Linked DNA regions of Homo sapiens: region 2 is linked to region 1. Evidence: chromatin contacts called from ENCODE Hi-C or POLR2A ChIA-PET data. All regions are on one chromosome and are shown on one strand. Each heading gives the region's core, a stretch centred on a gene start or an enhancer-like site at or near the end of the contact. The rest is flanking DNA. Distances are from core to core; before and after follow the strand shown. Region 1 overlaps UVRAG (UV radiation resistance associated). Region 2 has its middle 40 kb from the start of THAP12.

Region 1 (6,474 bases), core at 662-3,161:
TGTGGGGAAAGACCAGTTGGCTGGAGTTTTTTTTTTCTTCATTCCATTGTGAACTGATACTTTTGTAAAATACAATGAAGAGTCACAATAACGTCAAATTGCTATAGAAGTTTTGAAACTTTTACCCTCACTTTTTCCACGTTGCTCACCACAGATTGTGACAGACAGTTCCTAGACAAGCAGCGGTCCAGACTACATTTTGAATAACAATGGCCTAGCTTCTTTCACCTTAAAACACATAGGTTTATCAGATATTTATTTTTGTTTGTTAGCTTACAGTCAGAAATTAAATTCACTAATGTTTTAACCATTTGTATACCCCTTGCTGTTTTCTTATACACTATATGCTCCCTTTGGTATCATCTTCTATGTGCATCATTCAGCATGGGTAAAGGGTCTGTGGGTAGTAAACTCTCAATCTTTATGCATTTAAAACTATCCCTGACAGGTGCAGTGGTTCACACCTATAATCCCTGCTACTCAGAGGTGGGACTGGGCAACAGAGTGAGACTCTGTCTCAATCAATAAAATGCTCTCTCACCCTCGCTTTTTTTTTTTTTCTGTCACATAGGCTAGAGTGCAATGGTGCGATCACAGCTCACTGCAGCCTCAAATTCCTGGCTCAAACAATCCTCCCACCTCAGCCTCCCAAGTAGCTTGGACTACAGCCATGTACCATGCCTGGCTAATTTTTTTTTTTTTTTTTTTTTTTTTTTGGTAGAGATAGTATTTCATTATGTTACCCTAGCTGGTCTCAAATTACCCTCACTCTTGACTGAAAGTTTACTAGAAACAATTAATAATTAACAGCGCATTGAAGACCTATTTCTTCTGGCATCTACTGCTGCTGATGAGAAGTCTGCTGTCAGCCTAATTTGTGAGTAATATTTCCTTTCTCGCTGGTAGCTTTTCAAATTTCCCCTTTTAGGATTATTCTTAAAGTTCTGCAGTTTCTCTAAGCTGTCTTTTCTCGGCCCTTTTTTTAATAGGGAGAGCCCCACTCAGCTTTTCGTGCTCATTTAGTGCTCATTTTACCCTGAAGAGCCCATCTTTCTGCCTACTTCTGGGCAGAGTGGCCAGAAGGCCCAAGTCTTCTGCTTCTTCCCACTTCTTTGTGTTTCTATTCCACTTCTGTTTGGGAGATGTTTATTGCCTTGGTTTCTTGTTTGTTTTAGGAAGGAATAATTCTTCTTTTTTTCTTTTTTTTTTTGAGACGGAGTCTTGCTCTGGCCTCCAGGCTGGGGTGCAGTGGTGCGATCTCGGCTCACTGCAACCTCCACCTCCTGGGTTCAAGCAGTTCTCCTGCCTCAGCCTCAGAGTAGCTGGGATTACAGGCACCCGCCACTATGCCTGGCTAATTTTTGTGTTTTTAGTAGAGATGGGGTTTCGCCACGTTGGCTAGGCTGGTCTTGAATGCCTGACCTTGTGATCCACCTGCCTCGGCCTCCCAAAGTGCTGAGATTACAGGCGTGAGTCACAGCACCCGGCCAGGAATATTTCTTTTACATTTCTCCGATTTCATCAATCCTTGCTTCTTGCTTGGTGCTGAGGAAGGTCTCAAAGTGTACACTTACAATGTCATCTTGACTGGAAACTCTGCTTGCGGCTTTGTTAAAAAAGACAAGGTTTTTTAAGGTTCAGTCTACATGTCAGGTGTTCATTTGAAAGCTGGTAAAGGGGGCAAGATCTGCTGAACTTATCCAATTAACAAAGCTCACTAACTGAAGGACAATAGGGGAAAGTACACCACTAATTACGATCATATATTCAATAAGCATGTACTGACCATCTGCTTTTGAATCGCAGCTCTGCTACTCAGGGAGCTGCGTAATTTGGGGAAAGTTACTTAAGTTCTCTGTGCCAACTTCCTCTTCTATGAAAGGCCAAGTGTGAGGTTTAAATAAGGTAAAATGTGTAAAGTGTTTAGAATAGTGCCAGCATAGAAGTGCTCACTAAATACTAGCTATTATTCCCGTTAGAGGGAAACACTTACTCTGCATTCCCATGTTCCCACACAGGAGACAAATGCCCCACTCCATTTCTCAGGAGAAAAGGTCATGAAAGGAGCATCTGCAGTTTCTCTGTGTCCTCCACTCACTCCTCTCCAGGACCAGCAGATGACTGATCTGATGGCTGGGCTTCAGAGATGGACCTGTGTGTGACTGGCTTAATTCTTTCCAGGTTCTCTCCAATCAGAAACAACCTGTCTAACCACGCATACAAACTTTGCTTCTGGCTTGGAGGCTCAGGCTTTGTTCCTATAAGAGGAAGACCTTGGTTTCACTTGTTTTGTTATTTTGTGGGGGAGGTTCAGTCCAAGAGGAAGTATATAGAAGGAATCGACAAGCCCTTTTAGTCACAGCAAACTCTTTTAGTCACATAATTTAAATCACATTTGTCCATCAGTTTTATTAGTAATAAAGCCAATGTTCTGATCTACATTTATCTATCACCTATCCTTTTTTTTTCTTTCCCCTCCCTGAGACAGGGTCTCGTCCATTGCCCAGTGAAGTGGCGCCATCAGGGTTCACTGCACCATCAACCTCCTGGTCTCAAGCAATCCTCCCGCCTCAGCCCCTCAAGTTGGTGGGACTACAGACACGTGTCACCACACCTGGCTAATTTTTTGTTTGAATTTTAGTACAGACAAGGTCTTGCTACGTTGCCCAGACTGGTCTCGAACTGCTGAGCTCTCGAACTGCTGATCCTCCCAGCTCAGCCTCCCAAAATCCACTGGGATTACAGACTATCACCTATATCTGAACTTGCTCCAAACTCAGGAGAAGAAAGGAGTATTAGTTATTGGCTTACTCAAAATCTCAACAGCTCTGAGGATTTGGCTATAAGGTTCTTGGGGTATTAAATACAATAATAGATGTGAAGCTCTTACAGTGTTTGATATACAGTAATGCTCAATACATTTTAGCTATTAATATTATTATTATATGTGCCAGATATTGTCCTAAAAGGTGAGTTATACCAGTTGCAGGAGGAACTTAATGTTGCAACAGTATTAGAACAGCTAACCCTGTACATGAGATATTATGAACAGCAGCAGTAGCAATCCCATAATTATTTCATTAAATCACAAACACTTTTACTAAGCAAACTGCATACCCCAAAAACTGTGGCAGGTGCTGGGAATTCAATATTATTTATAGAAATCTGTCCTTCAAAAGCTTACAGGCTAGAAAGGAAGAAAGACAAGCCTAGTTGCAAAGTGGTATATCCTATGTCAAAGGTATACATAGTATGTTGATATAGGAACTTAGAAGAGGAGAGCTTTGAAATAAAGAAAGAAAAATGTCTATCAGAGTTTGAATTGAATTTTGAAGAAGTCACTTGAATAACTTCCATTTTGCTAAATCCAATGGGCAATTTTTGGTCCTCCTATTTGATCACTCTCTCCTCTTAAAAAAACAAGCAAAAAGACAAACAACAATAACAACAACAACAACAACAACAAAACCCTTTCTTTCTCTGGACTTTGAGATTCTACACAAAACTTTGCTCTCTTTCCCTTGGGCCACTTCTTTTCAGTCATCTTTTCTGGTGCCCCCTATGTGGACTTTAAAAACTGGAGGTCTTCCAGGCTTGGGTACCTAGCCCCCTTTCTTCCTACAGTACTGCCTGTTCCTAGTCCATCTTATCACCACTTATGACTCCAATGACTGTTTGTCATTGGCCCCACATAAATATTTCTAACCTAGTCCTCTCCTCTGAACTTCAGACTCATAGATCCAAAGGCCTACTTCCATCTACACATGAATGTCTCAAAGGCATCTCAAACTCCACAGGATCAAATCGCAACTCACAATCTGCCTCCACCAAACCTGGTTTTCCTCCAGTGTCACTTAGTTTTCTCAGTGCCTGACACCTTTATCCATCCAGTTACTTCATCTAAGCCAGAAACCCAAAAGTCATCCATGACACCTCCTTTTTCTTATGCCTTAAATTCAAATCATCAGCAAGTCCTAATGATTTTATCTACTAAAACTTTCTTAAATCTATCTTCTCTCTATTCTACTGTCACCCTGTTTCAAAGTAATACATCTGTTATCTGGTATACTGTAAGATCCTCCTTACTGGTCTCCCACAAATATTCTTGCCTCTTCTACAATCAGTCTCTACTGCAGCCAGAATGAAATTACTGAAACGCAAATCTGATAATCACACTGCTGTGCTAAAACTCCTTTCACAAAGACCCCTGTTCTTAGGGTAAAATCCTTTAAAAGTTCTGCGTGCTGTGGCCCCTGCCTAGCTCTCCAGCCCCATCGGGTATCACTCCCCCCTCATCACTCTGACCTTCCTTTAGTCCCTAAAACTCATCATGTTCCCTTCTATTTCATGGCCTTCCAACATGTTAACCTCCTCTGGCTGAAATGCTCTCTCTATTCAGCCCCTACTCCCTACTCCCTTTACACAGTTCACTTCTATTCATCATCTGGAGTGTAGCTTTAAAAGTCAAGTCCCCAAGAAGACCTTTCTTGAGCCCTTAGAATAGGTTAGGCCCTCATTATATGCTTATATAGCATTTACCACCATTTGTGTTTACATGTTTATCTGTTAGATTACTGTATCAGTGTTTGCCTCTTGCATATATACTCCACAACAGCAGGAAATTATCCATTTGCTCACCACTGTGTTCTTAGCACTTGGAGTACAGTACAGTGGCTGACATACAGCAGGCGCTCAATAAAATGTTGTTGAATAAATGAAGTACTCTAAGCAACAGCATTTCAGACAACCAAGAGCTATGAAGCAACATGATCACTAAGAGCAAATAATGCACAGGGTTGTTGGGTAGAACACCATAGTAGAATAGAAAAAGCACAGGCTTTAGAGGCAGGCAACCTGAAATTTCAGCTCAGCTACTTTCTAGATGGGTGAACCTACGAAGCTCATCTCAAACAACTTTTTTCCTTAACTATAAAATGGAGAGGACAAAACAAACCACATTGGTTTTGGCTAGTATTAAGTGAGGAAAAGGACAAGAATCACCTGGCACAGTACCATAGATAGTAGGTACTTGGTAAATGTGAATTCGCTTCCCTTTCCTTTCTCTAATAACTTTTAGATGTAGAGATAATGCTGACTATAAAACAACCGATTCATAGTTTCTTAAATGTATTGAAAGTTATAAAAGATATCTGAAACATTTCATAAAACTGTATTGCATTTAATCAAAATTCACCATCCTTTCTTAACCCCCAAAGAGTTATGTAGAATAAGAGAAAACAGCTAGCTCCAGATTTCCTGTAGAAAAATTAATATAATCTGGATTTAGAAAAGATGGACTGGATGGTTATGTGCCTTACAGAATGAGTTTTCCCATTAAAAAGCATCCACCTTAAGCCACACTAAGCAACAAATTTAAAGCATGATTCTATTTACACAGAGTTTTCAGGATTATATCTACCCTGTACACCTGCAAGGCACACCTGCACTAAACAAAATTCATAACATTAGAAGGATCTTCTTACCTTATGTTCAAATGGAGCACCATAGTATCCATCATTCAGCCCAAAAATTATTTCATTTTGGTTTCGGGCATGAATCTAAGAGAGGAGGAAAATACAGTATTTGTTATTTTTATTCCGATCATGTTTTAATACAACCAGAGAATGACAGTTACAACAGGATCTACTTCAATACTGAGAAACCGGCTGACTACATCTAAACATACTAGCAGAAAACCAATCACTATTCAAAAGACCAGGTGATCAATTCAGCATTTCCTGCTTTAGTCAAAGGCCTTGCAAAACTATCACATGCAATCACAGGCACCATCACTCACATATCTTTCACAAACATTTCTTGAGGTTGTTATGGAATGGCTATTCCTGAACAATAGGGTATTCAGAGGCATATTCTACCCTCTCTAACCCCAAAGAAAACACAATTTATTAATTCTAAAAGTATTTTTTTTTAACATGAAGCCTAGGCCTGGCACAGTAGCTCACGCCTATATTCCCAGCACTTTGGGAGGCAGAGATGGGCAGATAGCTTAAGCTCAGGAGTTCAAGACCAGCCTGGGCAACATAGCAAGACCTCTTCTCTACAAATAACAATAACAATAAAAAATATTAGCCGGGCATGATGGTGCACGCCTGTGGTCCCAGCTACTCGGGAGGCTGTGGTGGGAGGACTGCCGGAGCCTGAGTGGTCAAGGCTTCAGTGAGCCATGATCACACCACTGCACTCCAGCATGGGTGAGGGAGCACAACCTCGTCTTAAAAATAAGAAAAAAAATGAAGCCCTAGAAAAACATAAAAGATTAATATATTCTATTTTCAAAAAGGCAATTTTTAAAAAAGCAATAGTATCCAATCCCTAAAGTCTTAAATGTCTGCAAACCACTCTCTTTTATTACTGTCTGCAAACCACTCTCTTCTATTATTGTCTGCAAACCACTCTATTTCAGATGAGGTGAGCTGCAGTCATTGCATCCCAAATTAAACTTCATTTAAAAGG
Region 2 (6,775 bases), core at 4,167-6,666, 450 kb before region 1:
ATTTGGTATTGCTTACATCTTTTTTGGCAAATTCCTATTCTTGGTATGATTGTTTTTCTTTAGAAGAGTACATGTGATTAGATTGTAGATTTGCAAAGCCTTTATTTCCTAAAAGAGATGTTGAAAGCTTTCTTTATAATTGGATTTGTGGAATTTGGACTTCCTTTTATTAATAGCAGCTGCTGTATATTGAGCACTTACTATGTACCAAGCATCGTTTTAGGTACTTTGTATCAGTCATTTAGGTCACAATAATCAGATGTTACTATCGCCATTTTGGGGATAGACAAGAGAGCAAATGGCTTGTCCAAAACCACTCAGTGGTAGAGTGGGATTCAGACCCTAACCAACTTGATTCTGGTAGACTAGGCTGCTCCTCAAAGAGGAAATACCCACCTTTTTACAAATGAGTATGGAAAGACTAGGGGGAAAGTACACCAAAATACCAGTTTGTCTCCAGGCGGTGGGACTATGAGGAATTATAACTTCCCGTCTTTGACATTACAATTTTTCAAATTTTCTATTATATATATAGCCATCTTGAAAAAGATTAAATAGCATTCTGAAATAGAAAATTCAAGATTACTTCATGAAAACATTTTTCTTCCAGAATATTTGTTACTACTTTTCCAGTTCCATTTAACACACGTCATGCCAGGTATTATGCTAGGTGTTTTGGCTGCAAAGATGAGACGTTGACCCTGTTGGCAAACTTAGACTGCTAATTCTTCAGGGCCCAGCTCAAGTGTCCTATAACCAGTGTACCCTTATGTCTGGCCCTCAGTTCTCACCCCCTCTCCTGTTACCTGCCTAGTCCAAACCATCATCATCTCTCACTTTATCGTTCCCTACAAGGTTATTTTCCACCCAACAGGCAGAGTGATCGCGTGGACCTCCTTTTCTCAGACCCCCACACTTAGACCAGAATCCAAGCTCCTGACCATGACTCTTAAGGCTCTATGTGAGCTGGTCTATGCCAACTTCTGGACCTCCTTCATTCTGCCCAGCTATTAATGGTGGTCTTTTGGTTTCATCTACTCGCCAAGCTCATTGAGAGAAGCTTGTTCAAGGCCTTTACACTTGATGTGCCTTGAAAGCTGTTGACCCAGTTAGCTTCTAGCTCATTTTTTATACCATTCAGGTCTTTGCTGAAATATTCTCCACGGAGAAGTTTTCTCAGACTACCCTTTCAAAACTAGCCTACCTTTCCTGGAAATAATGGGTCTTCCCACACTAGTATATAAGTTCTACAAAGGCTGGGACTTTGTCCTATTTACTGGTTGTATTCCAAATGTGTAAAACAGGACCTGGCATGTAATAGTTGCTCCATACTTGTTGAACAAATGGTGGGTTCTAGGGCCAATGGGAAATTCAGAGTGGCTAGAGGATTGGAGGGGAGGAAAGCAACCAAAGTGAGGATAGAAAGGGATTTAGGGGCCAATCCATGAAAACCTAGGAAGCCCTGCTTAGGAGTTGGCCCTACTCATGTGACCTGGTCATAGAAACAGTGCCCTTCGCAGGTGAGATGCATATGGCAGAGTACAGCCTGTAGTTTCTGGGCGTGTTTAGAAAGTGAGAGAAGAGACCAGGTGCAGTGGCTCACGCCTGTGATCCCAGCACTTTGGGAGGCTGAGGCAGGCAGATCACCTGAGGTCAGGAGTTTGAGACCAACCTGGCCAACATGGTAAAACCTCGTCTCTACTAGAAATACAAAAATTAGCCGGGCATGGTAGGTAGGCACCTGTAATCCCAGCTACTCAGGAGGCTGAGGCAGGAGAATCGCTTGAATCCGGGAGGCAATGGTTGGAGTGAGCCGAGATCATGCCACTGCATTCCAGCCTGGGCAACAAGAGCGAAACTGTCAAAAAAAAAAAAAAAGACAATCAAAAAGCAAACCTCACATTGGCCACTGTTAATCATAATTAATAACGTCTGTGATATGTATAGTCTTTCTTCCAATGTGTTCCAAGTCTCGAGACGTGATCCCTTTGGCCCCCAGGCCCCTGCCACAATAACAACCTTGGCATGCGACTCACCACCCTCTGCTGCCATATAATACCCTCCTATTTATCACCCGTCTTACCCCTTCCTTTCCAAGTGAAATAATTTATGCCTTATTTTTTCTTCTCTTCCTTCCCTGCTCAAACCACAACCCATGTAATTTTCATTGCCCTCTTTAGAACCTGCTTGTGTCTCAGCTCCTGCCTTTTTATACAGAAGGGGAGCCAACCTGAAACAGTATGGATGAAGAGATGCGCATTTTTAAATCACCCTCCATACATAGTGGCATCTTCTTCTGGACTGCATTCTTTTCCAGCGTACAGTCTCCTTGAAAGACAGATGACTAAATCCTTGTGCCTTAAAATTATTAGCAGTCTTAGTGCTCATTTGAGGTTAAATTCCCTACCCATAGCATGAGATTTATCCATGTGCTTAAATAATAGAATTAAAGGATTGATTCTGCTGTGCTTCATATAATGACGCTTACACTTAGGAAGGAATATAATATTTATTGTGTGCCTCCTGTATGCCAGGCACTGTGGACCCACAATTTGATGAGGCTGATATATTATTCCCATGGGAGAACTGAATTTCAGGATCATTTGCCTGAGGTCCGTGTCTGCCCAAAGCCAGAGGCAGTGCTCTTCGCACTGCACCACACAGCCAGCCTCAATCCCACAGCACTCGAAGGTGCACCAAGAGTTTGTACAGATGTCTTGTCATTTCAGTCCTCGTAACAGCCTATAAGATGGCAGTGTCATCCCCAGGTGGCTTGCCAAAATGCAGCACTGCTGGGATGGACTTTATGTCTCTTTTCCTCCAGCTCTTTCTTCCTTGTTTGTTTTTTGTTTTTGAGACAGAGTCTCACTCTGTCACCCAGACTGGAGTGCAGTGATGTGATCACGGCTCACTGCAGCTTCTGCCTTCTGGGCTCAAACGATCCTCTCACCCAGCCTCTCTAGTTGCTGGGACAAAAGATGTAAACCATCACTCCCTGCTAATTTTTGTATTTTTTGTAGAGAGAAGGTTTTGCCATGTTGCCCAGGCTGGTCTTGAACTCCTGAACTCAAAGGATCCACCTGCCTCAGCCTCCTTAAGTGCTGGGATTACAGGCATGAGACACTGCGCCTGGCCAGCTCTGTGGCTTTCTGATTTGGAGTCTGGTGCATAGGGTCCTGGTGCATGTCACTGTGGTGGGTGGAGGGATTTGAATCTGGCTCTTGAAGAGAGCATTGGTGGGAGATGCTGGAGGAGCCACAGCCCGTGTGACATCAATAAGAGCAGAGACATGGGCCTAGAAGAGGCTGTTGTCCCTTTCCTGCTGAAGGAAGTGGAGAGAAGTGTGGCCGGGACCTGGAAGCATCAGAGTGAGAAAAGGGTCAGGGTTGGACAAAACAGCAGCAAGGAACCAGAGAAAGCAACAAGGAGGGTATCGGGACACCCCATCTAAATGCTGTCACTTTGAAGTGGTGGGGCCTTGGGTAAACCACTTCACCTCTCTGAGCTCATGTATTACAGTTTTTATTGTGGAGTCTATGGGCAAACCTCATCACATCCTGGAATGCCACTTTCTCCAAGGAAAGGTCTGGCTAACCCGACTGCTCACCAGCTGATTGTGGTTAACTATCCCACGACAAGCATGAAATATTGGTGTGAAGAACCCAGAGACTCACTTATTTTCCCCACCCTTCCACTGACCTTGAGAGAGATGTTGGGCAGATTGCCACCCCTCTCTGGGCCTGTCTCCTCATCTGTAAAGCAAGGATGCTAACATATCTCATGATGAAGGAGAAAGCATTTAATCAGCTATATACAATATTGTTACTAAAATGCTCTGACAGAAAAAAGGCTTCTAGACGAAATTAGAACAGGGTGAGATATGTGCCAAGGGACCTAGAAAGGCTTCTTGGAGGAGTGTGGTGTGAACTAGGTCACAAAGACTGGATAGGTCAGCAGGTAAGGATGCAGAACTGGTGTGGATGGCCAGGGCAGAGGCCCGGTGTCCTATCAGAACAGGAGGGCTACTGCTGTGTCTCTTTCCTTCCATCTGACTCCATCAGCATCCTCCACTCTCACAGCTCAAGCCCGTGAGTCTCAATTCTAAGAGGCTATTGGTGGAGACACATTTTCAATTACATAATAGCTTTTAGGGGAATAAAACATATTTCAGCTATAAACATACACTAGTTTTATGTTGCATCTCAATTTCAAAACCATTAAACTGTGGGGATAAAATGTATCTTAGAATTGAAAAAATACAGTTATCTCACATCAGAATGAATACTACCAAAAAAAGTCATGTGGACTTTGGAACCAATGTTCAAGTTTCTGTTCTGTCACATACTAGCTTTGTTATTCTGGGCAAGTCACTTGATTTATTTAGGCATCAGTGCATTTTTAAATGGTCTATAAATTGGGCATAGGAGGCGAGCAGTTAAGGTTGTTTGAGTCTGAATATTGGTTCATTTTGGGAAGAGGTCTCCAGGAACATATTTTGTCAAATTATGGGTTGCCATTGAATAACTATATGTTGTCATTTTTAGAATAGCATAACACAGACCAACGGTTCTCAACTGGGGGTGATTTTGCCCCACCCCCACCCCCTAGTGACATTCGGCAATATCTGGAGGCATTTTTGATTGTCACAACCGTGGTGCAAGGAAGTGGTACTGGCTTCTAGTGAGTAGAGGCCAGGGATGCTGCCGAGCATCCCACAGCCCCACAACAAGGATCATCTGGCCCAAAATCCCCATAAAGGTTAGGAAACCCTGACATTGAGATGAAGAACATAGATTGTGGAGCCTAACTGCCTTGATTTGAACCCTAGTTCTGCCATCTCTAGCTGTGTATCCTTGGGTCAGTTGCTTCACTTCTGTCCTTCAGCATCTTCATCTGGGGAAGGAATAATAACTGTCTTCCACATACAGTGGCTGTGTGGATTACTAGGACCTACTGCAGGTGGAGCATTTCAAGCAGAGGCTGGCATCCAGGAGGCACTCAGTGTCAACTCTTATTTCAAGTACTCAGTGAGCACTAGACTTGGTGAAACTACCTGGTGATCAGAACCAAGACTTCAGATAAGATACTTATCTCCATGAGCCAAAGTTTCTCCAGCTGTAAAAAAAACAAAAACAAAACAACAAAAAAACACGTTTCGGGGATCAAATGAAATCAAGAATATGATAGCACTAGGGAAACAGTGGAAAATCTTACAGATACACTTGTATCATTATTATTGCCTCAAACTCTATCCAGTAAGAGAATGTTCTGGGGTGAAGCAATAAACTCTCCCGGGCCAGGCTGTAACTCAGCAGAAGGGACAGCCAGAGAGAGGAAGTGCTCAGAGCAGCACGTTGCAGGCCCAGTCCTTAAGTGCATCCTCAGCTGTGAGTCCAGGAAGTCGCCTTTATTGCTCTGTTATGTGCAAACTGCGCCCCAGCTTCACATACCACTTTCCCCAAAGGAGCGCTTGGCAAACCAGCATACACGCCTGCTCTGCAGACTCTAAACTCTGGGAAAAACAACAGCATAGATGGAAAGAGAGTGCTCTATAAGCCTTTGGCCAGGGATCTCTTCCTGCTCCACCTCTGTCTTCTCTGGCCCCAGTTTTCTGAGCTCTTGGATGAAGGAACTAGATTGCTGGCCTGAACTCCAAGGCCTACTGGAGCCCTCGTTCTAACCACACAGAACTGAGTGAGGATTTTTATTATCTTTAATAGGGAACAATTATATAGCAGGGACTGTGTCTATCAGTTTACATAAATAAAGTTGTGTTGGCGGGGTGTGGTGGCTCATGCCTGTAATCCCAGCACTTTGGGAGGCTGAGGTGGGAGGATTGTTTGAGGCCAGGAGTTCGAGACCAGCCTGGCCAACAAAGCGAGACCTTGTCACTAAAAAAAATTTTTTTAAGTTATGTCTCAGAAGCACCTCGTGAAACATTGGGTATTATGGCCATATTGTTGATACCACTGAGGCTCAGAGACGCTGAGCAACTTGCCCAGAATGCATAGAGCAAGATCCATATCACTCACCCAACACACTGCAGTACCCCAAGCCAGAACATGCAAAGATTTTGGCAAACACTAGGCACTTAATACTGTTAATTGAGTTTAATGAATGAATACAAGGGGAAATCACAAAGTAGTTTGTTCCTCATTGAGCTCTGTCCACTCCGTCTCTCACCACATCATCTCCTCTCCTTGTCTCAGCTCCCAGTGCCCACTCACTCTTGGAAGAGCTCTGCACCCTCTCAGCAGCAAGTAAAACTGTTTTTTGGGGGGTGGGGGCTGGAGTCTCGCTTTGTCGCCAGGCTGGAGTGCAGTGGCACGATCTCGGCTCACTGCAACCTCTGCCTCCCGGGTTCAAGCGATTCTCCTGCCTTAGCCTCCTGAGTAGCTAGGACTACAGACACCCGCCACCATGCCCAGCTAATTTTTGTACTTTTAGTAGAGACGGGGTTTTGCCATGTTGGCCAGGCTGGTTTTGAACTCCTGACCTCAGGTGATCCGCCCGCCTTGGACTCCCAAAGTGCTAGGCTTACAGGCGTGAGCCACTGTTCCCAGCCAGTAAAACTGTCCTTAGGGACCTTCAGTGACAACTATAGAGAACCGTCCTTCTCACTATTCTATTTGGTGAGGCTGCTCTGTGCCAAGCCCTGAGTGGGCTTGAGGACACAGACCTGAGTCATCCCTGACACTTGATTTGAGGGAAGTTCATATCTGTGGGAGGTGGGTGGGAGTGAGTGGGAGACTGATGAGAAAACCGGCTAGTTACA

Evidence for each region. Hi-C counts contacts between places; a loop is a spot of excess contacts on that map. ChIA-PET counts read pairs that join two places held with the same protein, here RNA polymerase II (POLR2A). Pooled maps may share reads with other maps.
Region 2: a loop to region 1 is called in a map of gastrocnemius medialis, with 2.3 times the contacts of the local background. The contact joins two enhancer-like sites. A Hi-C loop is called at or near these places in 11 of 168 maps with a recorded cell type or tissue (aorta, astrocyte of the cerebellum, gastrocnemius medialis and 8 more) and 8 of 50 pooled maps. POLR2A ChIA-PET finds 5 or more read pairs at or near these places in 3 of 52 experiments (Panc1, T-cell and activated T-cell).

The regions. Positions count from the first base shown.
Region 1 is chr11:75,887,913-75,894,386 of GRCh38, reverse strand. It overlaps UVRAG (UV radiation resistance associated), which reads right to left. Exons shown (of 15, transcript NM_003369.4): 5 at 5,484-5,558. Among named protein-coding and RNA genes, the nearest start is that of UVRAG, 76 kb to the right of the region's middle. Within about 2 kb of position 1,911, at least 4 of the 41 ENCODE cell types and tissues checked have a DNase peak (open chromatin) inside an H3K27ac peak, as active enhancers do.
Region 2 is chr11:76,338,057-76,344,831 of GRCh38, reverse strand. No RefSeq gene overlaps it. Among named protein-coding and RNA genes, the nearest start is that of THAP12, 40 kb to the left of the region's middle. Within about 2 kb of position 5,416, at least 14 of the 41 ENCODE cell types and tissues checked have a DNase peak (open chromatin) inside an H3K27ac peak, as active enhancers do.